Linked DNA regions of Homo sapiens: region 2 is linked to region 1. The links are chromatin loops, found by intact Hi-C in ENCODE. Cell type or tissue: heart right ventricle. All regions are shown on one strand. Links, peaks and the distances in the headings refer to the core of each region. The heading gives the core; the rest is flanking DNA.

The links. Peaks named below come from ENCODE experiments on the same cell type or tissue, not always from the same donor. Only the 100,000 strongest peaks of a DNase experiment are listed, where the experiment ranks them.
Region 2: it touches region 1 in a loop (4-fold over the local background); 2 of 110 quality-filtered maps call a loop at or near these places.

Annotation. Positions count from the first base shown.
Region 1 is chr5:38,363,742-38,379,287 of GRCh38, forward strand. It overlaps EGFLAM (EGF like, fibronectin type III and laminin G domains), which reads left to right. Exons shown (of 22, transcript NM_152403.4): 6 at 6,555-6,721. Among named protein-coding and RNA genes, the nearest start is that of EGFLAM-AS2, 32 kb to the right of the region's middle. In heart right ventricle, for the core only: no CTCF peak of the experiment used is centred there; a DNase peak (open chromatin) is centred at 6,782; H3K27ac peaks cover 3,703 bases.
Region 2 is chr5:38,303,327-38,318,872 of GRCh38, forward strand. The region is part of intron 1 of EGFLAM (EGF like, fibronectin type III and laminin G domains); the gene reads left to right. Among named protein-coding and RNA genes, the nearest start is that of EGFLAM-AS4, 20 kb to the left of the region's middle. In heart right ventricle, for the core only: no CTCF peak of the experiment used is centred there; no DNase peak of the experiment used is centred there; H3K27ac peaks cover 2,317 bases.

The sequences.
Region 1 (15,546 bases), core at 4,342-9,341:
TCCGAGAAGGCGTTCATAGGCTTCATTGGACTGTCAAAGTGGCACAAGCCAAGTTAAACCATGCTGTTGTCTTAGATCAGGGGTTGCTAAACTTTTTCTCACAGGATCAGATAGTAAATATTCTGTGCTTTGCCAGCTGTATGAACTCTGTCTCAACTGCTCAACTCTGCCACTGTGGTAGGAAAGCAGCCATAAACAGTACCTAAATGGGTGAGGTTAAACAGTACCTAAATGGGTGTCGTTGTGTTCCAGTAAAACTTTATTTACTAAGACTGGCAGCTGGCTGAAATTTGCCAACCCTGATTTAAGGCATCATGCTATTTCTAAGTTGAATTCTGAAGATATTTTAATTCAGCTCAATCACCCTTTATTGGATACCTCCTATGAGCATATGTTCATACAAACATGTATGTATGGAGTATCTCATGTGAAAAACATGCAAGAGATTTAGGGATGAATAAATAAGCTGTAGACTCCACCCTTGGACAGTCTACTGGGGAATGCAGATGGACAGAGTTCAGAGGAGTAGTGAGTGTTGTAGGCAGGCATGGCGATCAGGAACCTGGAGAAACATAAGCTTGATCTGACCTAGTTTTGAAGGAAAGAAGGCTTCTTATGGGAGCAAAGAAGGACACATCAGAGATTACCAGGCAAAAGGGGAGGGAGGAAGCAACATGAAAAGCTTAGACTGAGGAAGCCACTTAAGCAGTGGCTTGGAGGCAAGAAGAAAATGTTCCTGGAATTGCTTAGAAAGCCTGGAGCTCTGTGGGGTGAGAGATGGGTCGGTGAGGGTCACACCAAAAAAAGGCCTTATAAAGGTGCCCATCTATATCCTGAAGGGAATAGGGAGCTATGGAAAGTTGTAAGCAGGAAAGAGACTGGTAGCATTCCCGTCTTTGAAAGATCGTGCAGACATCTCAAGGAACACGTAGATGAAGAAGACAAAGTCACCATGCTTAATGAGCTCCCAGCCCAGGAGGAAAGACAGAAGTCTAAAATTATACTGGAAGGTGATCTAATCAGTGTGATAGTAGAATCAGATTCAAGGCATGGGATTGTCTGGAGGAAAGTATTTTTAATTCTGTTTATGAGATGATGTTTAGAAGGAATAATGTGAGAGAAAATACTTAGGGAGGGAGCCATCAAGTAACCCAGCGTCCTCCAGAAAGCATCCCATTGTGGGTTGGTAGGTTTGATGTGGAAAGAAGGAGGCCACAGGTGTCTGTCTGTGCTGTAATTAGGCTTCTGGTCCCCTCCCTCTAAGGCCAGTAGAGTGGCCTCTATGGTCAAGGCTATTCTGGATGTTCTGTTGTATCCCCTAGAGGACAGTTGGCTGCTCCAACAAATTCCACTCTCAAAAGTATTTTCCTAGCAGGATTTAACCAGTTTTAGCCATTTCCTAGTTAACGTCCATGACATGCTTTAGCTTCACTCTTCATCTCAGCTCTGTCTTTCTGGAACAGGAGTTCTCAAACTGAGAGGTGAAATAGAATAGAAAAGAGAATACCACAGGCTCTCACGCATAGTAAAAAGGAGAATCGGTTTGTGAAACTTGTTTCAGGTGTATGTATGTGTGTGTGGTGTTTACTGGGTCACAATGTCCAGTGTATATCTTACCGTGGATCATTCAAAAACACAGCTCTGATATGTGATGAATCCAGAGCATATTTGAGGTTGAACAGGCTTCATTTGCCATGTGTTGGTGTTGAATTCAAGTTCAAGAAACAGATTCCTCTCAGGGGCTAATGACACCTGCTTTATTTTTGAAATTGTAGAATTGGAAATGCCATCTAAGGTATTCTAGGGGGAAAAGTTCAGTGCAGTGTGTTTCAAATTATGGGCCACAGCACTTCAGTGAGTGGCAAGATCAATTTAATGGTCTTTTACCAGCATTTTGTTTTTTAAAAGGAGAAGTAGAAAAGAAAGGAAAAGGAGAGAAAGAAAGGAGAAACATGAATAAGGTAGTAAAGCTAAGTATTTTTTCTTGAAACTTTTTTCAGCTTTGTATTCATATATAATATACATATTTATGTGCATAGGTATATTTACTATGGAAAAATGTTTACTTACTGTGAGTCAAGGTCAGAGATACTGAATTAAGTAGCTCCCACCCTGATCAGGAAGTCACTTGTTACATTATGGTCCCTGATTGAGGACCACCCAGTTTTGCTTTAATATAGTCAACGAGGCCCAGTTCATCCCTTCCAAGGCAGTCAGCTTCATTGTCTGTCATTCCTAATTGACATCAAAAGGTTTTCCTGCCATTGGCTTCTCTGTAAGAAACCACTGGGCCTCTTAGTCCAACATGGAAAACACAGAAGCTTTCCACACCATCTTTATTTGTCTGTCTCTTATGTAAAGACACCACCCTATCCTCACTAAGTTTCCTCCACCTAAGCCAGCAGTACCCACTCTTTGGATCCTGCATCAAGCGGAGATGGGTCTAGAGCAACTTCTGCCCAGTGATCAACATAGAGAACCATGTCTTCCTAGGATATGGATTCTGGGACTTAGACTTTCCTCAGGATTCTAGTTCACAGTGACCTATTCAAATACAGTTCTTGAAATGTGCTATTTTGCGCTGGCTTCCTACTGGTCCTTAGAGGTGCTGTTTCTGCACTGATGCTCAGATGTATTTTATCCCCAGCTTATTAGGTTATAAACTCCCTGAAAATGGAACTGTGCTTACACTTCCGTGGAGCCTCCTGGAATATAACTTTTGTGATGGATGCCTGGTTGATAATCATTCATCATTTGCCAATGGACTAGCCCATGGCAGCCACCTATGGGGTTTGATAGTATCAAGAAAAGTGATTGTTCACTAAGATTGAGATTGGCAATGGGCAAGGTAGTCAAAACACCACAAGAAAGAATTAAAACAGAAAGGTATACCACCCAGTGGTTCTGTGACTTTGGGTAAATTATTTTCCTTCAGTGACCATGTAGGTAGAATGAGAGACTGGATCAGATCAGTGACTCTCAAAGCTTTTGGGATCATTATTTTATCTTTGAGAATCTAATAAAAGTGAAGGACCCTTTACTTAGAAAAATGAAATGTGTTCATGTATAAAATCCTGCATACAATTTCTGAGAGTCCTCAGACACTTGGACCAAATGATCTCTAAGATTTCACCCAGCCCTGATAGCCAGGCTGGATTCTAACAATGCCAATGGTAAGTGGCAAAATGAACCAGTTAGTGAGCCCTGATTAAGTGAATTGATGAATTGGGTTTTGATTACCCACTGCTGGCCGCATTCTCTATTCCCCACCTGAATTCACCTGCCCAGCAACCTTCCAAAGCTGAGCCACTGATCTCCTGAGGTATAGGGTGCCTGGCCCAACCCTATCTCACTACTTGGCAAAATGCTTGCAGTGTATGCCCTGCTGGTGGCTGCCCATGTTTTTGTTGTTGTTGTTGTTTTTGAGACAGGGTCTCATTTTGTCACTAGGCTGGAGTACATTGGTGCAATCATAGCTCGCAGCAGCCTCAACCTCCCAAGCTCAAGCAATCCTCCCACCCCAGACTTTTTTTTTTTTTTTTAAGTTTTTTGCAGAGACAAGGTCTTACTATGTTGCCCAGGCTGGTCTTGAACTACTGGGCTCAAGCAATCCACCCACCTCAGCCTCCTTAGTAGCTGAGATTATAGGCATGCACAACCATGCTGGCTAATTTTTTTTTTATTAAACATAGTGAGACGAGGTCTCACTATGTTGCCCAGGCTGGTCTTGAACCCCTGGGCTCAAGCTATCCTCCCACCTCGGCCTTCCAAAGTGCTGGGATTACAGGCTTGAGCCACCCCACCAGATGGCCAGATGTTCTTCTGTTCCTGTGGGGTGGCAGCCCATTCTCAGTCAACTTCTCACCCTCTGGCCTTTTCATTGTTGAATACATTGCCAAGATAGCGTTGCTATGGTGATCTGACCAACAACTTTGTAGTTAGGATAAAGTGATTTTCTTCAGTCAAAAAAAAGATACAGGTGTTTTGGAGGATGATTTAAGACAATACTTTTGCCTGGTCATCTCTTTCTCAGCCTCACCTTTGTACTTTTGTACCTGAAGAGACTCTAAAAACACTCAAATAAAAAACTCATGACAAAATCAGAGGCAAAATGTTAAAGGTTTTGAACAGGCATTCAATCTGCATGAGCTTGTCTCTCTCACTCTATAGAATAAAAATAAATGCTAATGATTTAATCTCTTGTTTGCTGGAAATAAGAGTTTTTCTTTTCTGCATTAAATGGACAACATGTACAAAATCATCTTTTTGTTTTGCTGTAGTTTTTACATAAAGATTGTTGCAGGTCTTTGCAGGTAGTCCTCGGTAAATAACAGCAGACTGTGAGAATAGATATGGGTTATTTCCTCTATAAATATCACAAGGGAAGCTTAGCAAACGATAGCAGAGAGTTTTATCTAAAGATCACATCTTTTCTGACTTTACTTTTAGGTATCCCCTGTGGTTTTCCTCTGCGAAGTGATTTTGTTCTAATTTGAGTTTGTAAATGTGTTTCCTTCCACTCACCGAGGTTTTCTCTTCGATGATAAAGTTAGTTTACATGAGAATTCCATCTTTGGGAAAAGAATATCAGGAAAGAGAAACCAGCCCTGCTTCCTCCATGGGCATACCCTGTGAACTGTGCTTTTCCAAACACGTTAACACACTACCCCCAGCTTGGTGAGCTTGAGGAAGCATCATTTATTGGGCATAAGGACTCCATCTGGCTTTCAATCATTCCTGCTAATGAAAAACTGGGCGAGCTCACATTAAGGAAATCCGCTGTTCACCCCGGCATCTTCTTTTAGCAAAATGACTCTCTATTTCCTTGCCTGGTAAGTTGCTCCTCAAAGACAAACAGAACTTTTTTGTTTCCTGCCTTCCTCTAAATATCTGTGAGCAGAGGTGTTTAACAACAGAACACCTGAGAGGTGGCCAGGGAGCAAGCAAAGGGATGGGGAATCGTCTGCCGCCCACCGTCACTCCCCCTTTTCATCCAGTATTAAGGGTCTTGTAAATCTAACCTCATCCTACCAATCCAAGTGGGCCTCACCATTTATCAGCTATGTGACCTTGGGCAAGTTACTTACCTGTTCAGTGCCTTAGTTCCCTTCTCTGTCAAAGAAAAAAAAAAGGTGGAGTGTTTAATATTAGTACCTACTGCATAGGGCATTTTTGAGAAGTAAATGAGTTAAGGTATTAGAATGGTGCTTGGTAGATGGAAAGCCCTTGACGTTATTAGCCATTAACACAAAGCCTCTCCTCCCCTTAGGCCATTCACACTGTCTGCAGGCCATGCACAATTATTTCCAACTTTTATCTTGTAGTTCTTATTACCTGGAATGTTCTTTTTTTCTCCCCTCCAGCTAGGATGTCCACATAGAGCAGTGCTATCCAGTAGAAATACAACGCCAGCCTATTTGAAAGTTTACGTTTTCTAAGAGTGGCATTTAAAGGGCAAGAAGAAAGAAATGAAATTAATTTCAATAATATATTTTAACCCACTGTATCCAAAATATACTCGTTTGAACATATAACCCATATAAAAACTATTGAGATATTTCACATTCTTTTTTATTTTTCTTTAAAATCCAGTGTACATTTTACACAATAGCACATCTCAATTCAGACACATTTGAAGTGATGACTGACTACCACATAGGGTAGTGGTACCATATTGGATCATGCAGGTATAGAGTAAGCAGGCAGCTATAAGTTACTAGTTCTGTGAAGAAGTCCCTTGAATAATGTCTGGTACCTGCTGAGTGTTTACAATTTGATGCCAGGTACTAGGCTGGAGATATATATCTTATTTAATCTTTATGGCAGTCCTCTTAGGTAGATCCTTTTATTATTCTCATTTTACAGATGGGAAAACTGAGTCTTAAAGGAATTAAGTAGCAGCTAGTAAGTAGGAGAGTCAGGATTTGAACTCCAGAGCTCATCCTCCCGCCTTCTGTGTATTACCTCCCAGATGGGAGCTCTAAGCAAAGGTCTGCCTTCTCTGAAGGGCCCTCCAAAGGACATGTAAAAATTCAGCACATTGGCGTAGCTGTATAATTAAGACTAAGAATGTCCGTGAACAGATTCTTCTTGGGTTTTCCCATGACAATTCATGCAATTAGTCACCCTATAAAACTTATATTTATTTTGTGAACAGATTGTGAATAGACGGAATCTGTGTTCTTCTGACCTCTGGGGATGGGGACTGCCAAAGGGAGGATTGTTTGTGAACATCTGGAAGGCAGAGTCCTTGAAAGCGAATTCCTATGTGAAGATCTTTTCATCATAGTGAGGGCCTTGCAAGGAAAAACGGATTGTCTTTAAGTAGTGTTTACAACTGACCCTAAAAATAATCTACTTGTTTTTATCGGCAGGGACTTGCAAATGATGACTTGTGATTTCAAATCAGGATTACTTTCAGATAGGAAATGTTAACTTACTTTTACAAGTATTGCTTCCAGAGTTCAAATGCTATTAGTTTACATAGCCAGCTAGCTTCCCTTCCCTCTGGTATTTCTGAACTACTGCTTCTTCTGTTTTTCTAATCAATAAAGGCCAGATTTCGACAAGAAGTGGACCTCAATCCATGAGCGGATCCAGATGGACTCCATGGTTATCAAGGGCCTCGATCCAGATACCAACTACCAGTTTGCCGTGAGGGCAATGAATTCCCATGGCCCCAGCCCCCGCAGCTGGCCCAGTGACATCATCCGGACCCTCTGTGAGTACCAGGGTCCTTCTGAGGGACCAAGGGAGCTGCATATCTGGGCTTGCCTCATGAAGACTCACTTGACCTGGATGCCGTGCAGAAGGACAGCCTGGAAAAGGGCTAACCCCAGGCTTTCCTCCTGTGGTTTTCCCAGCCCTTTGGAAGTTAGAGGCTGTCAACAGGGACACGGGCTGTTTCTATGTCCTGGAGGTCAGCAGAGGATTTATTTTTGCATCATCCTTGGGAAGTTTGAGGTCAGTTTTCTTTCACAGTCACACAACAGACCACATAGCAAAATGATATGCAGCCTTCCCCCTCCTTTTCATATTTTGAGAAAATGAGTTAATCTTAGAACCATAGGAGAAAAAACTAAGGCCCCTGGAGGCTTCAGCGTTCGTGTTCGCCTGAAAATAAAGGATATTCAAACAACATCAACTCCTCTGAATGATGGTCGAGGAGTATCAAAGAAGTTGAGCGCTGACATGGAGCTGGGGCTGTAGCCAATGGTGTATGTTCTCATAGTGCCTAGGAACACTTGGGCCAGTGTTCATCAAATCACCTGGGGGTTTTGTTAAAGTCAGATTCTGTTTTTGGTGTGGGTTTTAACAAAATCCCCCACAATGCCAAGAACCATTCTTGGATTGGCAAAAGCTTAGAACACTTTGTCAAGTCCAGCCCATTTTAGACGTTTTTTGTATTTGGGGAGTGGAGGGTATATTTCTGTAAACTCAGAACCCTGTGTAGCAGGGAGAGTTGAGAATGAAAATGTTGGCACTTTTTTGTTTGAAGATTCTGATCTTTTCAGTATTGCCAATACATTCCTCCGGTAGAGCCCGGCTGCTCCTTTGGGTCCTCTTTACCCAGAAAATGTGCTGTCAGAAAGGAAGCAGCACTGGTAACTGGCTTAACCAGCCAACATGAAGCCCTGTTTTTATTGGTTAGCAGAGCTGAATAATCTCCTCTCCTCACAAAGCACCCACACAGCTGACATCCAAGGCCACTGCTGTGTTCAGGGGTAGAGATTCAGGAGGTTCCCCAAATCTGAGGAATTTTGGCTCCTTTGAAAACAACCTCTACCCTAACCTTGAATGTCGGGTCGCCTTTTGTCAAATTAAATTGTTGGGTTATATAGGGAGGCTATACTCCAAAACACACACATGCGCACACACACATACACACACACACACGCACACACATATGCACATGCTCGTGCACCCTATAAGTACTATTGATCACCCAGGAAAAAAAAATGTTTTCACTCTTCTTCTTTAGAATTTAGAAGCTTAAACTTCCCAGACACATTCCAAAGGCTGACGGCATTCTTCCTAGAAGAAATGTTGATGATTCGATTTAAAGGAAGGCCTTGTTTGATTACTCTTTGGCTGAACTTTATGGAATAGCAGGAGCTAGGGGCCGACAGTACTTTGAAACACTGAGTTCGTCTTTTTGCACTACAAAGTGAGCAGCCACTTGGTGCTGTGTCCCCATCCACCCTCCCCATGGAACTCCTGCTCCCATTTCGTGAGCTGCTCCAGGCTCACCTCTTTCAGTCTGTCCCTTAGCTTTCCCTTCTCCGTAGAGTCAAGAATGTAGAATAAAGATGAGATATAACAAGCACATGCTGATTTAGATGTGCGCATAGAGACTGGAGTCAGGGAAGGATGGGTGGGTTGGGGCACCTCTCATACTGCTCCTTTTTTTTTTTTTCTTGACTCAGAGACTCACTCTGTCACCCAGGTTGGAGTGCAATGGCGCGATCTCGGCTCACTGCAACCTCCGCCTCCCAGGTTCAAGCAATTCTCCTGCCTCGGCCTTCCGAGTAGCTGGTATTGCAGGTGCCCACCACCATGCCTGGCTAATTTTTGTATTTTTAGTAGAGACGGGGTTTCACCACGTTGGCCAGGCTGGTCTCTTTGGCCAGGATGGTCTCGAACTCCTGACCTTGTGATCCACCCTCCTTGGCCTCCCAAAGTGCTGGGATTACAGGCATGAGCCATGACGCCCGGCCTCATACTGCTTCTTTTTTAACGGAAACACTGATCTGGTCTTAGAGTTTCTGATTATAATTTCCCCATTGCTGGATCCTGCTTTTCTGGATTGAGTGGATAAGTTATATGAAAGTGTTTTACAGATCTGTGAGATTTTATTATAATTGGCCTGTTATGTGAAGTAAAATTTTAAAATTTCAAAGTAATTGTGGGTAGGGAAGGTGGACAAAACCATGCTAAGTCAATGAAAATTCTCAGTTATGAAACATTCTTAAATAGACATAATTTTACACTTCTAGGTATACACAGTTACTCAGATCAGAATAACAAAATTTATTAGATGACCTGTTTCATGAATACAAAAGCATGTGCTATAATTAGTATTTCAATCGTGGTTTTTCTCCTTGATCACTTCTGACATTTTGGAAAACCCTTTATTCTAGGATACATTTATATTTTTTATTTTGGTATTGGTTTAGACTATTATTTTGCTTCCAAAACATGATTTTCCCATACATAAAATTACCTAATTATCAAATAGCACTATCTGAATTAAATTAAAACTGTTAAATTTTAATTTAACAAATTAACAAATTACTTCAAATTAATAAATTTCAAATAATACAAAATACTTCAAATTAATACATTTGAAGTATCAGAGCTACCATTGGGAAGATGTACTATGAGCCAGGCAATGTGCTGGGCACTTTACCTACAAAACCCATTTAATCCTCACAGAAACACTGTGCTGGAGGAATAGTGTCCCCTTTTTACAGATTAAAAAAAATGAGTTTTTAAAAGGTAATGTATTTTTGGCAAGGTTGATCATTGTAAAGACAGGATTTGAACGTGGGTTTGGCTGACTGTGAAGCTGCTTCCCTGAGTGAGATGTATGTGGCTTCTAGTGTACCCATCACCCAAATAGTGACCATTGTACCTAAGAAGTAATTTTTCAGCCCCCACCTCCCTCCCAACCTCCCCGCTGCCTTTTGGAGTCCCCATTGTCTCTCATTTCCATCTTTATGTCCCCATGTACCAATTGGTTAGTTCCCACTTGTAAGTGAGAGCATGCAGTATTTGATTTTCTGTTTGTGAGTTATTTCACTTAGGATAATGACCTCCAGTTTCATTCATGTTGCTTAAAAGACGTGGGTTTGTTCTTTGTTATGGCTGCATAATATTCTGTAGTGTATATATACCACATTTTCTTTATTCAGTCAACTTTTGATAGATACTTAGGTTGATTCTGTGACTTTGCTATTGTGAATAGTGCTTCATAAACATGCGAGTGCAGGAGTCTTTTTCATATAATGATTTCTTTTCTTTTGGGTAGATGCCCAGTAGTGGGATTGCTGGCTCAGTGGTAGTTATATTTTTAGTTCTTTGAGAAGTCTCCATAGTGTTTTCCACAGAGGTTGTACTAATTTGCATTCCCATGAACAGCGTATAAGCCTACCCTTTTCTCCACAGTCATGCCGACATCTGGTAGCAAAGTTGGCATCAAATCAAGTAAACATTCATGTAGATGGTGGGAAGTGGGAGGACTGAGGATGGGATAAGCCCAGCGTGTAGAAATACCATACTGGCCTCACAAATTTATTCAGAGTAGGGTTTTTTTGACTAGTCATTCTGATTGGTGTAAGACATCTCATTGTGGTTTTAATTTGCATTTCTCTGATGATTAGTGATGCTGACTATTTTTTCTTGAGTTTTTGGCCACTTGTATATCATTTTTTGAGAAATGTCTGTTCATGCTGTAACCACCCAACAGTTCACCTTACCCGCTGCCTAGACAGAGCCTATTTATCAAGACAGGGGAATTGCAATGGAGAAAGAATCGTTCACACAAAGCCAGCTATGCAGGAGATCAGATTTTATTACTGCTCAATCAGTCTCCCTGAGCATTCGGGGATCAGAATTTTTAAAGATAATTTGTTGGGCAGGGGCTTGGGAAATGTGGAGTGCTGATTGGTCAGGTTGGAGATGGACTCCTAGGGGGTCGAAGTGAGGTTTTCTTGCTGTCTTCTGTTCCTGGATGGGATCACAGAACTGGTTGAGCCAGATTACCGGTCTGGGTGGTGTCAGCCTATCCATCCAGTAAAAGGTCTGCAAAATATCTCAAGCACTGATTTTAGGTATTACAATAGTGATGTTATCCCCAGGAGCAATTTGGGGAGGCTCAGACTCTTAGAGCCAGAGGCTGCATGATTCCTAAACCGTAATTTCTAATCCTGTAGCTAGTTTGTTAGTCCTACAAAGGCTGACTGGTCCCCAGTCAAGAAGGGGATCTTTATGGGAAAAGGCTGTTAGTTTTGTTTCAGAGTCAAACCATAAACTGAATTCCTTCCCAAGGTTAGTTCGGCCTACGCCCAGGAATGAATAAAGACAGCTTAAAGGTTAAAAGCAAGATGGAGTCAGTTAAGTCTGATCTCTTTCACTGTCATAATTTCCTCTGTCATAATTTTTGCAAAGGTGGTTTCATTGTCCTTTGCCCACTTTTTAATGGGGTTGTTTCTTGCTTGAGTTGACTTCCTTGTAGATTCTGGATATTAGTTCTTTTTCAGAGGCGTGATTTGAAAATATTTCTCCCATTTGGTAGATTGTCTGTTTACTCTGTTGTTGTTTTTTTTTTTTTTTTTTGGCTGTGCAGAAACTTTTTAGTTTAAGTCCCATTTGTCTATTTTTGTTCTTGTTGCATTTGCTTTTGGTTTTAAAACTCGTAAGGCATATTGCACATACAGAAATGTGGGTAAAACATATATGTGCACTGAAAGTCAACCCGTATATTTCGGTATAGCCCTAGTATTTTACAGCTGGCAGCCCCTTAGATTAGTTAGACCCAAACCAAGACACAGAAATGTTTTGAACACTACTCTCCACTTGTGAGGTCAGAATTTCCACATGTCGGGCTTACCCCATTCTCGTCCCTCTCACTCCTCTCTGTCTCCATGAATATTGGCTTGATTTAATGCCCACTTTGCTCCTTGAACAGCCACCTTCACAACACAATGTTCAAGGAGATCCTTGAGGCTAAGTGCCCAGTGGGAACCTTGAGATCCCACCAAGGACACAGGCCACTCCCTGGGGTCCTCTGTGGCCTGTTTATCTTAGGGCTAAACTCTTTTGTAAGAAAAGATAACACTTCAGCCCTACTAACTGGGGAAGCTTTCACTTCCCACTGGGCCTATTAATGCCAGACACTATTAGCAACTTAATTGCTTAATGGGGCAATTGGAAGATCTTAGTTGCTCTTGTGCTGGTAGTTAATGAAAGCCAGGCCCAGTGTTTTCATTAACTGGCACTTAGCTGAAGTGAGAAAGGAGGATGGTGTTGGTGGTTCCACTGCAATGTTGAGAAGTTCGTGCAGTGTCCACATCTAATTCCAGCTCCACAACATTATAAGTAGAACAGGAAGAAAAAAAAATGACTTTAGTGTCTAGGTCCTCTAATGAGAGCTAGGATCATTTTGGTGACCTTGAATAATAATGGTGCATCTACATGTACTTCTGTCTTCTCCTGGGAGGCGTTCCACACAAATCAGCACCTGTTTTGTTTCCAAGAGGAAATTCAAAGAAGACCCAAATCATGATCTCTCATTCTTTATCCCCATCCTGCTGTATTTTTTTTTTCCCTGCAAGAAAGAAACACCAGCAGCATTATAGTTTCCTTTTGACCTGGTAAATCAGGCAGTTGGAGTGCAGAACTGGGGGCTTTGTAAAAAATGTATTCACTGCCTCCACTGGCCACCAACTACTGAGCTTGAAGCTTAATGAGTACATTCTTTCATCAAGTAGAATGAAAGCCAGTAAAAAGGACATGAATGGTAAATAATAGAAATGGCAGAAGTAAAAAAGTCACTTGCCTTTCTTCTTTTTTCCAAAAACGGGAATTTAATTAAAAATAAGTTACATGTGTAATCAACTCTAGGGTTATATAACTTCCCCTAGGAATAGAACTTGGTCTTAACCACCAAAACCACTTAATTTCTAGGATACTATCCTCATGATATGAGCAGAGAAAGAACAAATACATTCTTCACTGAAGTGAATTGGTGTCCTTAGATCAGTTCCTAGTAGATGGTACTGTTTCTGTTCCTAGCAAAAGCCGTTTTGCTCTTTTCTGCTTCAGAACTTTAGCACCTGCTGTTTCCTGGGCTTTGAACTCTCTTCCCTCAGATCTTTCTATGATCATGCCACCAGCCTCCTCCCTTTCTCCTTTCAGATCCTAGCTCAAATGTCACTTTCTCAGATAGGCTTCTGGTTTTCTTGAGACAGGGTCTTGGAGTGCAGTGCCATGATCTCAGTTCACTGCAACCTCCACCTCCCGGGCTCAAGTGATCCTCCCACCTCAGCCTCCTGAGTAGCTGGGACTATAGGCACATACCATCACGCCTGACTAATTTTTGTATTTTTTGTAGAGACAAGGTTTCACCATGTTGCCCAGGCTGGTCTCGAATTCTTGGGCTCAAGTGATCTGCCTGCCTTGGCTCCCAAAGTGCTGGGATTACAGTCCTGAGCCACTGTGCTCGACCCCAGGCTTCTGTGGTCTCAGCCTAATGCCCTGCTTTATTTTCTCCATAGCACTTTCACTGCCTGAATCTATATTATGCATCATATTGTCTGTCTGTATCTCCTCTCTAGGATAAGGTCCATATTGGAGCTGGAATAACTTGTTCAACGTTGTGTTCTCTTTTTTTTTTTTGAGACAGAGTCTCGCTCTGTCACCCAGGCTGGAGTGCAGTCGTGCGATCTCAGTTCACTGCAACCTCAGTTCACTGCAACCTCCGCCCCCCAGGTTCAAGCGCTTCTCCTGCCTCAGCCTCCCGAGTAGCTGGGATTACAAGCACCTGCCACCATGCCCTGCTAATTTTTTTATTATGATTTTTAGTAGAGATGAGGTTTCACCATGTTGGCCAGGGTGGTCTGGAGCTCCTGACCTCAGGTGATCCTCCTGCCTCCGCCTCCCAAAGTGCTGGGATTACAGGCGTGAGCCACCACTCCCAGCCATCAAATGTTGTGTTCTCAACACCCTATGCAAGGTCTGCGCTCAATAAGTATTTATTGAGTATGTAAATGAGTGAATGTGACTTAACAAGCTAAGAGTCTGTGACTACTTTGGTGATTGGATAACTCCCTACTGCTACTGTATGGGAACTTCAAAGACAAGATGAAAGGAAACAGTTGTTCTAGAAACCCACATAGGCCAAAAGTGAATTTCCCATTGGCAAGGTTCGCAGGCAAAAGTGAACTCCCAGAATTGCAATGTGGTATAAATAAGGAAAAGGTAAACAAATAGAGTAAAAGAGGGAGGAAGGAAAGAAGGAAGGAAGAGAGCAAACCCAGTGAATTTAAATTCAAGGCTGTAAGGATGAGATTCTAATGCTAAAAAGAGTACAGTTTGCTGATAGCGGGTTGGTGAAAGGAGAGACATTTTCTAACTCTCTTTCAAACCAAGCCCTCATTTTACCCCTGGGTTCTTACTTGATCATTATAATAAGCATTAACATTTCTAGACTACCTTTTCCTCCTTTTCCTAATAAGGCTAATTATGGTCTCAGATCCTCAGGGATTACATAGAGAAGTATGAGAGATGTTTTGTTTTGGTTTGATTTTTGCCATACTGTTCTCTCCATAAACTGTTTTCTTCCACAGTTTCAGAAACATACTCTTCCACTGAGCTGAGACAAACTCCCTCTGGCTCAAATCAGATTTCTACAATAAATCTGATTCCATGCTGTTCCCCAGCACCCTCTCATCTCACCCCTCTTTTCTTCTCTACACCTTCCTGCTTGCTTAGTACAGCTGTCGTTGGTTGTGTAAACCTGTTGTCCCATAAGTGTCTGTGTGTGAGTCTGGCTTTTGCCCAGTTTTGCTCTGAGATTTGGGCCGCTGTGTTTTTCATTGCCCATCTGCCTGGAGACCAGTTACAGCATGCGAGGATCCCGGGGTACATGTTGTCATAGAGCCACAGAATAGATTTCCCTTATCCCTGTTCGCAAGTGAGGACTCTTCTTTGGCGGCAATGCCCCTGAATAGGCTGCAGCAGTGAGCAGAGAGGAAGCAATGGAGACAGAAGGTAGTGGCATGTTCTGGGGATGGCTACAAAGCAATCAGGAAGTGCTCCAAAGTCCCTGTGACTTATTAGCACTCTCTAGCAGCTTCCTTACAGCTGCAGCCTCTTTCAATCCATGCCTATGAAAGTTCTTGCCAACCTTTACACTATTCACTGCCCCCAAGCATCTGTACCTTTGAACAGAGCAGAATCTGGCCGGCAAGTCTGGGTCTGAGGTCCAGGAAAACTGTCCTCTTACTACCTTGCTGTGGGACCTCCTCAGAAAAGACACTTAGTATCTCTGGGTCTCAGCTTCCTCATCTCTAAGATGGGTACAGTAATCCTGAGACAGGTGATATTTTCTACTTCTCAGGGTTATTTTAAGAAAACACAAGTGGAACAGAGGTTAAGGTATCTGACCACTCTTCAAGATGAAGGAGATGTTAATAGATGTTCCCTCCATGCCTAGTTACTAAAGGATGGTGTAGCTGACAGGGGCAGCCACTGGGGGTTCTGTAGCTTTTTCATTAGACTCCAGGCTCTGAGCTCTGTTCTGGGAATGGGAAGACATCAGAATGCCAGAATTCAGAAACAGAAGTACAAGAACAAAAAGTTTCCTCTCTGGGAAGTGGAAGAATGGAGGAAGCCCTCTGAGTGAGGTCCACCGGAATCATTAGGATGGGACTTGGTTGTGTCGGGGAGGGAAGACTTTCCCTTTACCCACAGAGGGGTTAATAACTGAGTGTATGAAATAAACGGACAGCAGGCAGATTAAGAGGAGAAAAGGTACACACATTT
Region 2 (15,546 bases), core at 6,189-11,188, 59 kb before region 1:
GGTAATTACAAGAACACCTCTTACAGACAGTAATTTACGACTGGAAGATAAATATTATAAAGATGCTTGGGGATGGAGTGAATGGGGTAAAACCTTCAAGGGGAATTCTTGTTAACAAAGAGTCTATAAAATGCTGTGTAGGGGAGATGAGTCCAGTTATCTATAGGGCTTCTGAGTTTTGCTGAGAGAGCTAGGCAAGTCTGGGGCCAGAGCTGAATTGCTAGGCAATAAAACTGAAGCTGTGGATCACTCACTCTTCTTTGTCTTCCCTAAAGTAGTGAGCAGCCTAGCTTTCTAAATAAGTATTGCTTGTATATGTCAAAAATATTTTTTTGGGTTTCTGCTCAAATGTTGAAGGCAACGAGTGTAGGTTAAACACACAGCTACTGTTGCCCCTACTCAAAGCTCCACTAAAATTACTATAAATGCTTTTTTTCCAAAAAAATGGTAACAGTCACAAAATTTCAAAACGGAAGGTAGATGGAAAAGTGATAAACAACTTAACAGACATAAGAAAACAGAATATAGCCTTGGCATGGTGGCTCATGCCTGTAACCTCAGCACTTTGGGAGGCTGAGGCAGGTGGATCACCTGAGGTCAGCAGTTCAAGACCAGCCTGGCCAATATGGTGAAACCTTGTCTCTACTAAAAAGTAAAAAAAATTAGCCAGGTGTGGCCTGTAATCCCAGCTACTCAGGAGGCGGAGGCAGGAGAATCGCTTGAACCTGGGAGGCGAAGGTTGTAGTGAGCCAAGGTCACGCCATTGCGCTCCAGCCTGGGCAACAAGAACAAAACTCCATTAAAAAAAAAAAAAAGAAAGAAAGAAAACAGAATCTAAAGCTAGCATTAAGGAACACTGAGAACCTTCAGATTTACCCTTTGGAATTCCCATAAATTCTCAGAGTTTGGTACCAAGTACTTCTGGAAGTAGAAGATAAAAGAGAAGATAAAGAAGACTGATTGAAAGTATGATTGAGAAGTGTCAGCATTCCATATCTCTTTCCAATGTCTGCATAGCCAGGCAATCCCCTCCCTCTTCCCAAAAGACTAGTTAAAAGCAAAAGGTCTGTGAACAGGGGGCATCCATCACAATTGGAGATATGGGTACCATACTGAAAAGTATATATACATGGGATGCGGAGACCTCAGTCTTCTTCCCTGCTCAGTTCCCCTATTTAGGTCAGACTTGTTCCTTTAGGTAGGATATTGAAAGATCTTCCCTGGGATGTGACCAGCCTAAGAAGAAAAACATAATGATATTGATATTGAAAACTCTCAAAACAGCTACAGTAAAGTTCACAGTCAAGAATCCCCACTCACACACACAAAGTTTACAATGAGTTTTTTATTCATGAACACTTAAATATGAGCAGATAATCAAGGATTCCTAAGCATCTAAACAGTGCCTCTAACATGAAAGATAAAAGCCAACACCAGAAAGTCGAAATATCTTGGAGGAAATAGAGACCATGAAGAAAAATGTAACAGAAACACACCAAAAAAACAGTATTCACTTAGATCCCTAGACAGATAAAATACTACAACTGTAAACATGAGCAGGATAGTATATAAAAGTAAATGAATAATAACAAAAGGGCAAAAAGAGCCTTGGGATTTTAATAATATGATATCAGAAATGGAAAACTCACTTAAGGATTAAAAGGAAATTTGGAGAAATCTTTTGGAAAGTAGAACAAAAAAATAAAGAGATGGCAAAAAGGAGAGAAAAGAAAATTAGTGCCTCAATTCAGGACATAAACTGTACAAATAACAGGCATTCTACAAAGGAAGAAAAGAGAAAAAACCAAGGAGATATTACCAATAAAATAGTTCAGAGATACAAAAAGATGAAAATAGACCAAAGCCAGGAAATGAAAAGAAAATGCTACAAAATTCCAGAAAGTAAAAACAAAAACAAGAAAAGTCAAGAATCAAAATGGCTTTGGACTTACCATCAATACTGGCAGCAAGAAGATTGCAGGGCAATTACTTCAAAATTCTGAAGGAAAATTATTTCTAACCTAGAATTCCATACCCAGCCAAACTATCAATGAAGGATGATAGAAGACTCTTACTACATTTACCTCCTTTACATCTTTTCTCAGGAAGGTGTTGGAGGATGACTGTCACGAAAACTTGGACAGAACCATGACGCAGGACCAAAGCTGCAGGAAACAGAAGATCCAATCCAGGAGAGGGATATAAGAAGTCCCCAGAATAATAGTGGGAAGGAGATGCTAGAATGACAAATATTTACTAGATAGAAAAGGCAACCAGTCCAACTGGAACAGGTCAGTAGGCTCTGGATGAAACTTATTCCCCAAAATAATGTTGATAAAACATCTGACATGTCTGAATGTCTTGAGAAGAGATTTAAAAGACTGGCAAAAGTACAAATTTTATATTATTCCAGGGAATCCAAACTAGGAAGATTAGAACACTGGAGTGAATTTATTATGTAGGTTCTGCATGTCACCCTCTCGCTGTGACCCCAGAAATGTTCAGAGGACTTGTCCTTCACCAAGGCAGTAGGACAGACATTCATTAGGTGTGTCCTGGCATCCTTAAGGAACTTGGTAGAGGCTTCTTCTGTGTAAGCCAGAATTGAGAGTGTAAATGGCTGCATCAAAGTGGGCTCCCTAAATTCAGTGGGGATGATGGGATACTGGGTTATGTGAGCCAAGAGGTAGCACTTAATCACCAGAGACTGAGTGGGTGACCATGGTTATGATAATTGGCAGTAGAGCCAAGCAGTAATCAGAATGGCCTGACCTACAGAGCTCTTTGGTGTTGGCTAATTCATCATGGTGTCATTATGACTGAAATAGATGAGCAGTCTAATAAATGATTCCTTGATTATAAAAGTGGAAAAGTTCTAGGCCTAATGAATAGAAATCTTACCTGAATTACTGTGATTTTTTTAAAAAGAGAGAGCATCACTTTGAAGGGGCACCAAATTGTTAGCCAACTCACATATCAAGTTCAACATTTGATCACTTGGTAGTATCTCTTCTAAGACAATGGGCCCCAGAAGAAGCATGTGTTTTCCACCAGATGGCTGCGTGGCTAGGCTGAAGTCCTGGTTGCTGGTGGCCTGGCCTGGCCTGGCCTCTGGGCTCACAGGAAAGCTACCGTTCCTCCCCCATGATGGCTATTATAGTTCGATATCTCATGTTCAGGGCCATTTTACTGAATTGCAGTGGCAGCTATTGGTGCTATTCTATGATTTATGTTCTTTTTGCTTTCATGTAACCCTAATTTATTGTATTTATATATACATTGTAGTTACATGCGGAATATACAATTTTCCTCAGACTAGTGAGAAAGATCACTCTTTGTCTATTACATTAGTGATTCCCCAATGTATGATGCCTCCTGTGGGTATCCACACACTTCTGTAGTACCCTCTCCTTGGACAGGGGCAGCCCTGTGATTTGCTTTAATCAATAGGATGCAGAAGATGTGATATTTAGTCAATTTCAGGCCTCAGCCTTACAAAGTCCTAACAGTTTCTGCACATAGGAAATCTAAGTACCCTAAGAGAATTATACTGTGGGGAAGCTCAGTGTAACTACTATATGAAGAGTCCTCACACAGGAGAATCAATAAACCCGGCTGGCAGCAAGAACCAAGAACCAAGGCCCTGGATCGCTAGCCCCGGCTGAGCTTCTAGCCAACTGCACTAGTGCCTAGTCCCCAGTGTGGGTAAGTCATCTTGGAAGTGGATCCTCCAGTCATAGTCAGGCCAACCCACTGATGCTGTGTGGAGCTGAGACAAATTGTTTTCACCAAGCTCAGCCCAAATAGAAGAATTGTGAATAAATAAATAATATCATTATTTTAAGCCATTAAGTTTTGGGGTTGTTTTTCAGTAACAGATAACATATTCCTATTTTTATTTGTCTATCTGTTGCACCTGGTATCTTGATATGGTTTGATTCTGTGTCCCCACCCAAATCTCATCTTGAATTGTAGTTCCCATAATCCCCATATGTCATGGGAGGGACCCAGTGGGAGGGAATTGAATCATGGGGATGGTATCCCTCATGCTGTTCTCATGATAATGAGTGAATTCTCACAAGATCTGATGGTTTTATGGGGGGCTCCCCTTCACTCAGCCCTTTTTCTTCCTGCCACCATGTGAAGAAGGACATGTTTCCTTCACCTTCTGCCATGATTGTAAGTTTCCTGAGGCCTTTCAGGCCTGCGGAACTGTGAGTCAATTAAACCTCTTTCCTTTATAAATTACCCAGTCTCAGGCAGCTCTCTATAGAAGCATGAGAATGGACTAATCCATACCTGGTGTAGCCCTAAATCTCTGCTGAGCTCCACTTTGTCACACAGCTCTGAAAAAATTGCTGCTGTTTTTCCTATTACTCTTTGCATATTATTCTCTTGCCAGTGATCTTTCTCTTTGCATGTCAGTCCAACTAAAGAAATACTGGAAACTGCTTAGACATGCAGGGGACCATATGCCTAAGGATCTACAAATTCACTGGGTAGGATTTTCCAACATTTTTGACCCCAGAGTTACAGTGACCTGTGGCCTTGCTGCCCAGTCCAGCCTGAGGGGTGGGCATGGCTTTCTTGGCTTTGACTGCTGTCTTGATGTTTCTCTGGTATGCTCTGACTCTTGGGTCTCAGTTTGTTTCAGTTTGTTTCCTTTCCAGCTTCTGGGGAAGGCCTGGTTATTCCATCACCATACTGTTGTGTGGGAAAGAATAGTTTCCCAGAAAAATATGTTGTTGGAAAGATGTCCCCTTAGGAATAAACAGACTTCTTCCTCTACGTGCTTTTTAAATAGTCCCTTTCAAAACCTCTCCCCTCTCACAATTGCTAAATAAAAGACAAAAGGGTAGCCTTTACTACACCAAAGTGGCACAGCCACAGAGTTCTTGTTAACATTTTAAAATCAGCCAGGCCTACTCTTGTCCCTTTTGTTACCTCCTTCACAGGGCTGTGGGGCCCTGCCTGCCAATGGGGCCACTTGTCAATGTCCTTATTGCTCTTTCTCTTTTCCCTTGGTGAAGCTCTGACTGGGTGACTTCTGCTCATGAGACCCTCCGCATGCTGAAGGCTGGGATGTACCAAGGGAAAGAAGCTTGGCAACTTGGTGTCATTGGAAGAACACCAATTTTGGAACCAGACAGATCTGGATCAGAAGCCTGGCTTTGGCATTTTTTTTCCTAGCTGCATGACCTTAAGCAAGTTACTTAAACTTTCTTGGGTTTCCTCATCCAAAAACTAGGATATTTAATGCTTACTTTTAGGGTCACCCCAAGGTTTAAAAGTAAATTATGTTAAGAACTCAGAACTAGAATAGATGCTCAAAAAAAAGGTAGCAATAAGGAAGATGAGGATGATGATTGACTCTAGGGAAAGAGATAGAGGTCAGAGAGCTCTTAAATGCTCCTTTCTATCAGGCCCATCTCACCAAGGTAGTCAGACAGAAGAGCACTGTGGGAGAAGAAAGAATCCGGAATGAAGAACCAAGATACGCCCTGGTTTGCATATCACCTACAAGGTTGCTGTGTTGAGTTGAACAGGTTGTGCACTGCATTGCCCAACTGTACAACAATATGTGGGCTCTGACTAGCTAGGAATCTGAAATGTTGTGTTGGTAGCTGTATAGAATTAGGAACACTGGTGTACTAGAGACAGCTCCTACAGACTCACAAGAGCCAATTGTTAAATTTTCAGGGATTTTGCAAACCAGCTGCCAACATAGCCATTATTAAAAATTAAATTATGTTATATGAATTTATCATCAAATGCTCAAAACTCATCACTTACTAATTATTTTACTACATTTTTGTGTTGTCTGTATTCTTGAAGTTATTTACATCTACTATTTGTACCATGGAAGTACATACTACATAATAATGTGCTACTGCACATCTCTTCCCAAAGTCATGTTCATTGATACTACAATGGTAACTTAAAATTGGCCATGGTATGAGTATTTACACCACAGAAATTGGTATGCTCTACAAATTGGGTCTTTCGGAAAAACTTTTACCAGCACACCACTGAGTATAGGCAAGGTTGAGACATGCAAACAGTAATGAAAACATTTCACTCTTCTCTTGCCCACTGCATGTTGATTATATTTAAGCCCATCACTAGCACTAGTAGGGAAAAGAAACTGAGGGAGTGAAAGGCAGTGAGATTTTGCCTCACCCCATTAGCCTGTGGTGTGAATTGCTCTGCCCTCTCTCTCCTTTTCTGTTTTTTGAGCCCAATGTACCCCATACTGAGAAGCCCACAACCATCAGCTGTGTGTACTCATTGTAAGCAAAGGAACACTTGGACAATGTGACCTAAAGCCTTGAGTCAAGAACACTGTGTTTGTACCGTAAAGCATACATGAAGGTTGCAGCTCCCCGTGTGGCTGGTGTCTGAGAATGCTTATATTTCAGCCTAGCACTTGCTTCTTTTGTTTAATTGTCCCTCTCACTCCGGTACAACATCCAAAGGGGACAGCCAGTCCACTTCAGGACAGTAAATTTAGCTCTTTAGGGGACAGGCAAAATCCAACTTGCCTACACCTTAATAAATGACAGTGACCCAATATTGCACAGTAACACCAAATGCCACTGCTAGTGTAATGCCAGACGATGGCATCAGCCATGACAGCGATGGCTCAAGTAGGCCATGATGGGGAATTCCAAGTTGCTAGCACCATTCAGGACCTCAAGGATTGCCGAGTGTTTGAGGAACACACAGAGAAGCATTGACACTAGATGCTATTTCATCCCTAGAGCAACAGTCAAGTCTTATCTTTTAAAGTGGCTAAACAGATTGGGATGACCTTTCACATATGTTTTTCTAGCTGGTAATCCTCCAAATCCCCAAACAGTATAATCTTTCCTCCTCTTCATTTATTTATTGTAAGCCACTGTTTTGCTCTGAGGTTGCTTTCTTCAGATTAGGAAAGTGGTTGAGAGCTGTGGGCTCCAGGGTGAGAGAGTTGGAGTCCAAATCCATGCTCTCTCACTTACTATCTGTACACTTTGTACCAGAGTTTCCTCATCTGTGTACTGGGAATAATATAACAACCTACTACATGAGGTGACTATGAAGATTAAATGAGTTCTACATATGCACTTGTCAGACCCTGTGTGACACAGGGAGGGCTCAAAAACTGTTAAAATTATTCTTTAGCTATTTTCATATGAAGCTATTCTACCCATGCCTTCTGTACAATTTCCTTTCTTCCCTCCTACCTTCTTCATTCTTTTACCTCCTTCTCTAGGAATCTCTCTGATTGAGTGTTATGATTTAACTCCCAAAAAGAAAAAAAAAATCAATTTTTTTCCCTAATGCCTTAACATAAATATTAAGGCCATTATCCATATGTACCCTTGTGGCTTGAATTTGCAGGCGATTTTTGAACATAACACAAGGTGGCAGATGTAGTGATATAGATCTTTCTAAAGATTCTTGTTTCGCAGGCACTTGACCTGACACGCCACTATTTAAGCCAGTTTGGCCAATAAACTCTTTCCTTGTCACAAAGAGTTGTTCACGTGTGAGAACTACTGAAAAATGATCATCTGAGGGTGACACTTTGGCTATGCCACAGAGCCTTGTGATGGGGACAGCCCTAGAGAGATGCAGGGGTCAGCACCTACCCCGTCCTTAATCTCCCACTGCCCTGCGACCCTTCCTCTGCTTGGATCCTTGCCATTCCTTCTCCCACTTGGAACCATGGGTTGGTCGCATTTCCTATACAGCAGCCACCTGTCTATTTTTCAAATGTTTAAAAATTGACAAAGATTATATTTATTTATGGTGTACAACATGGTGTTATGAAATATGCAGCCATTGTGGAATGGCTAATGGAAGTCTATCAACACACATACTTATCATTTATTTGTGGTGAGAACATTTCAAATCTATTCTTTTAGCAGTTTTCAAGTATCCATTATTATTAACTGCAGTCATCATGTTGTACAATAGACCTCTTGAACTTACTCCTCTTGTCTAACTGAAATTTTGTATCCTTTGACCAGCATCTCCCCAGTCCCCCAGCCCCTGCCTGGTAACCGCCATTCTACTCTGTTTCTGTGAGTTCGACTTTTTAAGATCCTATATGTAAGTGAGATCATGCGATCTTTGTCCTTCTGTGCCTGGCTTATTTCACTTAATGTAGTGTTCTTCAGTTTCATCCATGCTGTTGCAAATAACAAGATTTCCTTCTTTTTTAAAAGGCTAAATAGTATCCCATTGTGTGTGTACATTTTCTTTGTTCGTCCATTGATGGACAAACCTGCCTGTTTTTTGCATTTTTTTCGTTTCTTCTGTTTTTGGCAATAATGACAGCAAGAATGGAAATAAAGACATCTATAAAACATTGAAAAGCCCTTACACTTCCCTCCCTACCAAGATATTTAACAAATCACAAACTTGAAGTGAAGTTGGCAATCCTAGAGTTGCTGACAATGAGAAGGGGATGCAAAAAAGGCAAAGAAACAGAAGGAAGGAATGGTTACAGGAGGTCCTTGGACAAACGACAAACTGAGCAATGAGGCTCTATTCCCTTAACCAAGAAAAAGGGAGCAGCAGAGGAAAAAAGAGAGAAGTATGGGACTTATATATATATTGTTTATTTCACAAGGCAATTTAATCCAGTGGTTTGGAAGGGGAGGGGATTCTGGGGTATGAGTCCATTCTTGCTAGCCCTGTAACCATCGTCATTTAATTCTCAAAGCCTGTTTTCTCATTTATAATGCGGTATAATAATAGTTACTTTATTCCCAGGGGTGTTGTGATGATTAAATGCAATAATCTCTGTATGGTGTGGTTACAAGTGCTGGCTTTGGAGCCAATCTGTCTTGGTTCAAATCGTGGTTCCATCACATGCTCACCAGCTGTGTGGTTTTGCAAAAGTTACTCTATCTCTCTGTATCTCAGATTTTTTTTTTTTTTTTGAGACAGAGTCTCGCTCTGTCGCCCAGGCTGGAGTGCAGTGGTGCAATCTCGGCTCACTGCAAGCTCCACCTCCTAGGTTCATGCCATTTTCCTGCCTCAGCCTCCGGAGTAGCTGGGTCTACAGGCGCCTGCCACCTCGCCTGGCTAATTTTTTGTATTTTTAGAGAGACGGGGTTTCACCATGTTAGCCAGGATGGTCTTGATCTGCTGACCTCGTGATCCGCCCGCCTCGGCCTCCCAAAGTCCTGGGATTACAGGCGTGAGCCACCGCGCCTGGCCACCTCAGATTCTTATATGTAAAACAGGGATGATAATAACACCTACAGGATAAATATATGGGATCAGTTAAAATATATCTGGCATCTAAAATGTGTTAGATGTTATTCTTCTGCCTTTGGTTGTAGGTACTTGTCCTGATTTTGTAAAGTGCCCAAAGCTTGGCACCTGACACAGTCAAAACTCAATTATTACTATCAATTATGAAGATGCTTATTTTTCTGTCATAAAAGTAATGCACGATCTTTAGAGAAAAGTTAAAGTATGCGGGCTGGGTGCAGTGGCTCACACCTGTAATCCCAGCACTTTGGGAGGTGGAGGTGGGTGGATCACCTGAGGTCAGCAGTTCAAGACCAGCCTGCCCAACATGGTAAAAACCCCTCTGTAGTAAAAATACAAAAATTAGCTGGGCGTGGTGGTGTGCACCTGTAATCCCAGCTACTCGTGAGTCTGAGGCAGGAGAATTGCTTGAACCCCGGAGGTGGAGGTTGCAGTGAACTGAGATGGTGCCACTGTATGCCAGCCTGGGTGATGGATGGAGCAAGACTCTGTCTCAAAAAAAATAAAATAAAATAAGTAAATAAAATATACAGAAAAGTAGACATAATAATTAATGGTTTTGAGCCAAACACAATTAATCTTTTCTGATTTTTTTATCTCATGATTTTGCTCTGCATAATTTTTTTAGCTCAGACAGATACAAAGGGAGGCTCTACATAATTTTATATTGTACATGCATTCATTTCATAGACTGCCTTGTTTACATGCATCATAACAAAAACGTTTCCATGTGTTATCTTAAATTCTTGGCAAGCATCATTTCAGTAATAGGCCATCAAGTACAAATATGTTATCATAATTTGCTTTAACATCTTACCTGAATTCATGCTGTTTTAAATTTTAAGTATTACAAATATATTGAGATGAACATGCTCGTGCATAAAATATTTTTTCCATATCTGAGATTATCTCATTAGGATACATTGTGAGAAGTATTAATACTAGGGCATATTAGTATATTTTAAAGAGTCATCATACATCGCCTAATTACTTTCTAAAAGAGTTTTACCAAGTAAAATAACTAATCAAAACATATAAAAACACTCCCTTTATAGAACTGGATTCTACCATTTAAAAAAACTTGTCTCGATTTATTAGCAATGGCCCTCAGGGTTGCAATAAGTTGTACTTCTTTAATTACTCATGTAATATTTGAATTACTCATGTAAAATATTTGAATGTTTTTCTGTGTTTTTAAATTTTACCTTTTCTAATAACTTGTCTATGTAAGCGTTTTGTCCATTTTTCTCTATGCACCATAAAATGTTTTTGTCGTATTTTGTATTCGTTCTTTATATGTTAAACGATATTAATCTTTGTCTGTCTGTAGATATTTGTCCCCAGGCTGCATTTTAACTTTGGTTGTTGTTTCGACAGAAAGAAACGTTTTAAAAAAATGTGTTGTATAATGTTTGTTTTGTGTATGATTTATTCTATTAAGAAAAACTTAAAAGTAATTATGCTGGGGTGAATGGGTGTGAATGAGGAGAATCTTCTTGTTTTATGGCTTTACCAATATATACTTTTCTAATTCTTTAATCCATTTGGAGTTAAAGTTATGTTGGTGTGTAGTATGAATTAAGCTAGAAATTGATTTTCTCTTCTAATTTGCTAACCAACTGTCCTAATGTTATCTGTTGAATAATTCATCCATTCCCCATTTATCCAAGATGTCTTTTTTATCATAAATTAAGTTTTTATACATTCCAAGGCTATCTGTTCTGTTCTATTGATCTTCCTGTCCATTCCTATGCCAATACCATGGTGTTTTAATTACAGTTAAAGGGTATTTAAGTCCACTATTTCAAGAGAGGGTCCGGCAGAGCCAGAACCATTATGTGAATGTGAGGATGTGGGCAGTAGACGTATGCAAATGCCTGATAGTTTTGTTCTCCTTGCCTGTCTTTGGACCCTGAACAGATCACAGAGTGATTGCTATGTTGAAAAGAGATCCTCAGGGATGTACATGTGACCCTAGAAGGGCTCCCAGGCATTGGGTCCCCTGGACAGGGCCTAGGTGAGCACTGCCATATTTTTCCTCTCTGACTTAGATTTTTCTGTATTCCATATGAAGCCTTACCGCCCACCCAAAAGACATGGTGTTTCTTCACACCTTGGCAGAATGCTATTGTTAATCCATAGTGGTGACTTGTTGAACTCAGGTGGGACCATATGACTGTCTCTGGTCAATGAAAGGTGAGTGGTAGTCACTTGTGTCACTACTGGGAAGGAGCTTGAACAGTAAGCACATGCTTCACCATGCTCCAGATAGAGGCTATTCCATTAGCATGGGCCCCACAGTGGGGACAGTATGGAGCGGAGCTGCAGCTGAGCTTCGATGACTTTCTAGAATGCATGACAAAAAAATCCTTGTCATAAGCCACAATATTTGGGGGTCATTTGCTATAATAGCCAACCTAGGCTATCCTGACTAATAGCAGGAGGCTAGTCAAAATACTTAACAGTTGGTATAACATGAGCATTGACTAAAATCAACATAGATACCAGCTAGGACACCAAGAAGGTGCATCCAGGATGATTTAGCTTTGCACTTTTTTCAAGTCTTATTATCCTATCTCTTTAAGGTGACTTTGCATATCTCAAATCTCATTTACTAGGTATTGATTTTCTAACTTAGATTTTATAGTCCCTAGTGATTCCAGCCTCTATGGTTCCCCTCTTCTCTACTCCCTGTGACATGATTTGCTTGTGCCAGAAAATAGACAATTCATCACGCTTTATTGTGTCAGTCATGCATATGTTTTCTCCTTATTGATATCATAAGTCCTGATAGGCACCATCCATGTTATGAAACTTCTGTCCCTTCACAAGCTATACCACCATTCATCGCACAATATATAAGTGCATTTTGTGTTTAAAAAGTTTATGTGTGACATGCTGCTGTTATACTTTCTCAATTCATCATAAGATCTTATTGCTCCCAACTGAACAGACCTTATATAGATGTTCTGAAATTAGAAGCTTGAGAGGAAATTGGTGTCCTCCCCAACAAGAGAGAGCACTAAAGAGCCAGTGAGTGAGAGGCTGGTTTCTGACCTGGATTCCTAGCTGTCACCTATGAGGTGTGTGACTGGGGGAAGTTATTTAATCTCTCTCTCGGCTTCAGTTTCCTCATCTGTACAATGGGCTTCTTGTGAAGTTTAAATGAGAATATATGTTTAAAATGCCTAAGCACAGGCCGGGCATGGTGGCTCATGTCTGTAATTTTAGCACTTTGGGAAGCCGAGGCAGGTGGACCACCTGAGGTCAGGAGTTCGAGACCAGCCTGTCCAACATGGTGAAACTCTGTCTCTACTAAAAATACAAAAAATTAGCTGGGTGTGGTGGCAGGCACTGGCAATCCCAGCTACTCAGGAGGTTGAGGCAGGATAATTGCTTGAACCCGGCATGCGGAGGTTGCAATGAGCTCAGATCGCGCCACTGCACCCCAGCCTGGGCAACAGAGCAAGACTCTGTCCCAAAAAAAAAAAAAAAATCCTAAGCACAGAATCTGGTCCTTAAAGCAGTTATTGATATTTTTATTTAATTTTATTACTAGTATAGCCCATGGGGTGCCTCCTGTTCTTTGGTTGGTTGGTTGCTTGGTTTGCTTGGACCCCTATTTCAGGGCTCAGAGCAACCCCAGGCTCTCTCTAGGATTCTGATTGAACATTTTACCTCTTTGGAGTGTGATTCTTCACCAGCTCCAGTCCCCATGACTGTGTCATTTCCATCCTAACCAGATGCAAACATGAAGCTCCATGTGTTACTCCCCAAGGGCCCCAGGCTCTGGAGTGGTCCTGGCTCATGGTCTGTCTGGATTACCTTGGAATAGCTACTTAACTTCTCTGTTTCTCAGATTCCTCACTCCTAAAATAGGACAATAATAGTGCCTGCCTAGTAGAGTTGTTGTGAGGATTGATGAGTTAACATATCCAAAGCTCCAAGAACTGCTACTGACATTAGTGAATACATTTTAGCTATGATGATTCTTCATTCCCCCATTTTTGTGATTTTGGCAATTTTTGTTAAAGATTCTGCATCTCTTCCATACTATGGGCTCAATTCCATGACACTCCACTGCCTTCCAAAGCCCATGTGCTCACAGCATGCCCCTCAGTGCACCCTGAACACCCCTGGGACACGAGTTCCAACTCAGCTGTTTCCACTACTTCTCTTCTGGAGAATAACCTTGCCAGGCCAGTCTGCTCCTCAACCTCAAATCTGAGGAAATAAAATTTCTCAGTTTTCCTGTCACTTTTTTGAGTTCTTACCAAGAAAAAATGATAGCAAGAGACTTGCTGCTTTGGGCCAAGGACAGAATGAGCAGGATGAGTGGTTGATGTGACTTCTGCCAGCAATTACTGCCCCATGTGGTAGTCTGCTTGCTTCCGGCAATGTTCCGGTGTCCATTCTATCACGTGATCCTGGAAGTAATTGGAAACATCTGTTGTGAAGTCAGAGAGACCCACGGTCAAATCCTGACTTCTTGCACACGGATGCAGCAAGATCACTTTCTATGATCTTGAACATGTCAAAAAAATATCTGTTTTCTGTTTCCTCATTTGAAAAATGGATTTACTGATACCTACCTTGCAGAGCTCTTGAAAGAATTAAAAAGAGTAACTTATATAATGTTGCATGCAGCTGAGAAGGCAGAGATCCGCAATTCAGCTGGGTATCATCTTGTTAAGCCATGAGATGTTGAGACCGAAACTGCCCAGGAGGGAGTAGGGCAGGGAAAGGGTGAAGATGGGATGGAGGGTTGGAAGCAGGTTACATCCTCTCACCATGCCTTGTGCCTGGCCTTGGAGTCTATGTCTGCCAGGAAGGGGAATCTTTTTTTCTGTTTTCCAAATTGTGCCCTGTAGGTCTGGGGGCAGCGGACTGTCTTTGTAAAATGCCAAAGAATGCCAAGCTTAGAGATGGTGGCCAATAAATTATAGCTGTTATCATCCCTAGCAAGTTCATATCCCAGAACCATGAGTCTAAGTTTCCAGCTTTTTGGGAAAAGGGATGTGGTTGGTTTGTTTTCCATTTAAAAATGATTATTGATCTCTATTCTTTGAAAGACAGGAAATGTCAACCCTTTTGTACTACATACAAAGTTGTGTGGCTTATTAAATTATTAAACCCCATCTTCTTCTAACCCAATGGCTTTACAGGTAGGACCCACAGGTGAAGACTTGGCAAAATGTTTCAAGCTTCGATCAGGAGAATTGCAGAGGCCAGATTCTGGCCCAGTATGAGGGTAAGGGGGAAGTTGCTTCCTAAGGCAGGTGTAGATTAGACAGCTCCTCACCAGATGTGCTGCCTTATGTGCTGGAGGCCAGTGTTGGCAGGAGGAAACCGGAGAGAAACCTGATCCTGAGAATGAGAGAAAGAAGGAAAGGTGTTCTCACCCATGAGTTAATGCAGTTGTTCAATGGCTGTGAGCGGGCACTTGGGGAAGATACCAGGTTTCTGTTATTGATTTTCAGGACTTGGGACAGTTCTGCTCCCCTCGCCTGGGTAAATGGGCCCTGCCTCATGGAAGAGAGTCTCCTGCTGGGATTGTGGTGATGAAAGAAAGAGGACCCTCATTTTTTTCAGTTGTTTTATTTTGGATTAATTTTAGACTTATTAATTTTAGACTTAAAGGAGAGTTATGGTGATAGTATAGTATACTATAGTATACTATCTAACTATAGTATACTGTACTAACTATAGATAGAATAATATATTATACTATCTGACTATAGTATACTAACTGTAGATAGTATACTATACTAACTATATAGTGTAGTTATATACTATATATATAACTAGATAGCTAGATAGTATAGTATATGCTATATATACTATAGTATACTAGTATAGTATCTAACTAGTTAGCTATATAGTATACTATACTCTCTATACTATCTAGTATACTATACTATAGTAACTCTCCTATAAGTCTAAAATTATTCAAACACCAGAGGCTGGGTACAGTGGCTCATGCCTGTAATCCCTTCCACCTCCCAGGTTCAAGCGATTCACCTGCCTCAGCCTCCCGAGTAGCTGGGATTACAGGCACCCACCATGCCTGGCTAATTTTTGTGTTTTTAGTAAAGACGGCATTTCACCATATTGGCCAGGCTGGCTCGAACTCCTGACCTCAGGTGATCTACCCGCATCGGCCTCCCAAAGTGTCAGGATTACAGGCATGAGCCACCATGCTTGCCCTCTGGTGTTTTAATGTGATTCTCTCTTTCCTCAGGAAAGACCCTCAGCGTGGTCACAATAACTCGAAAA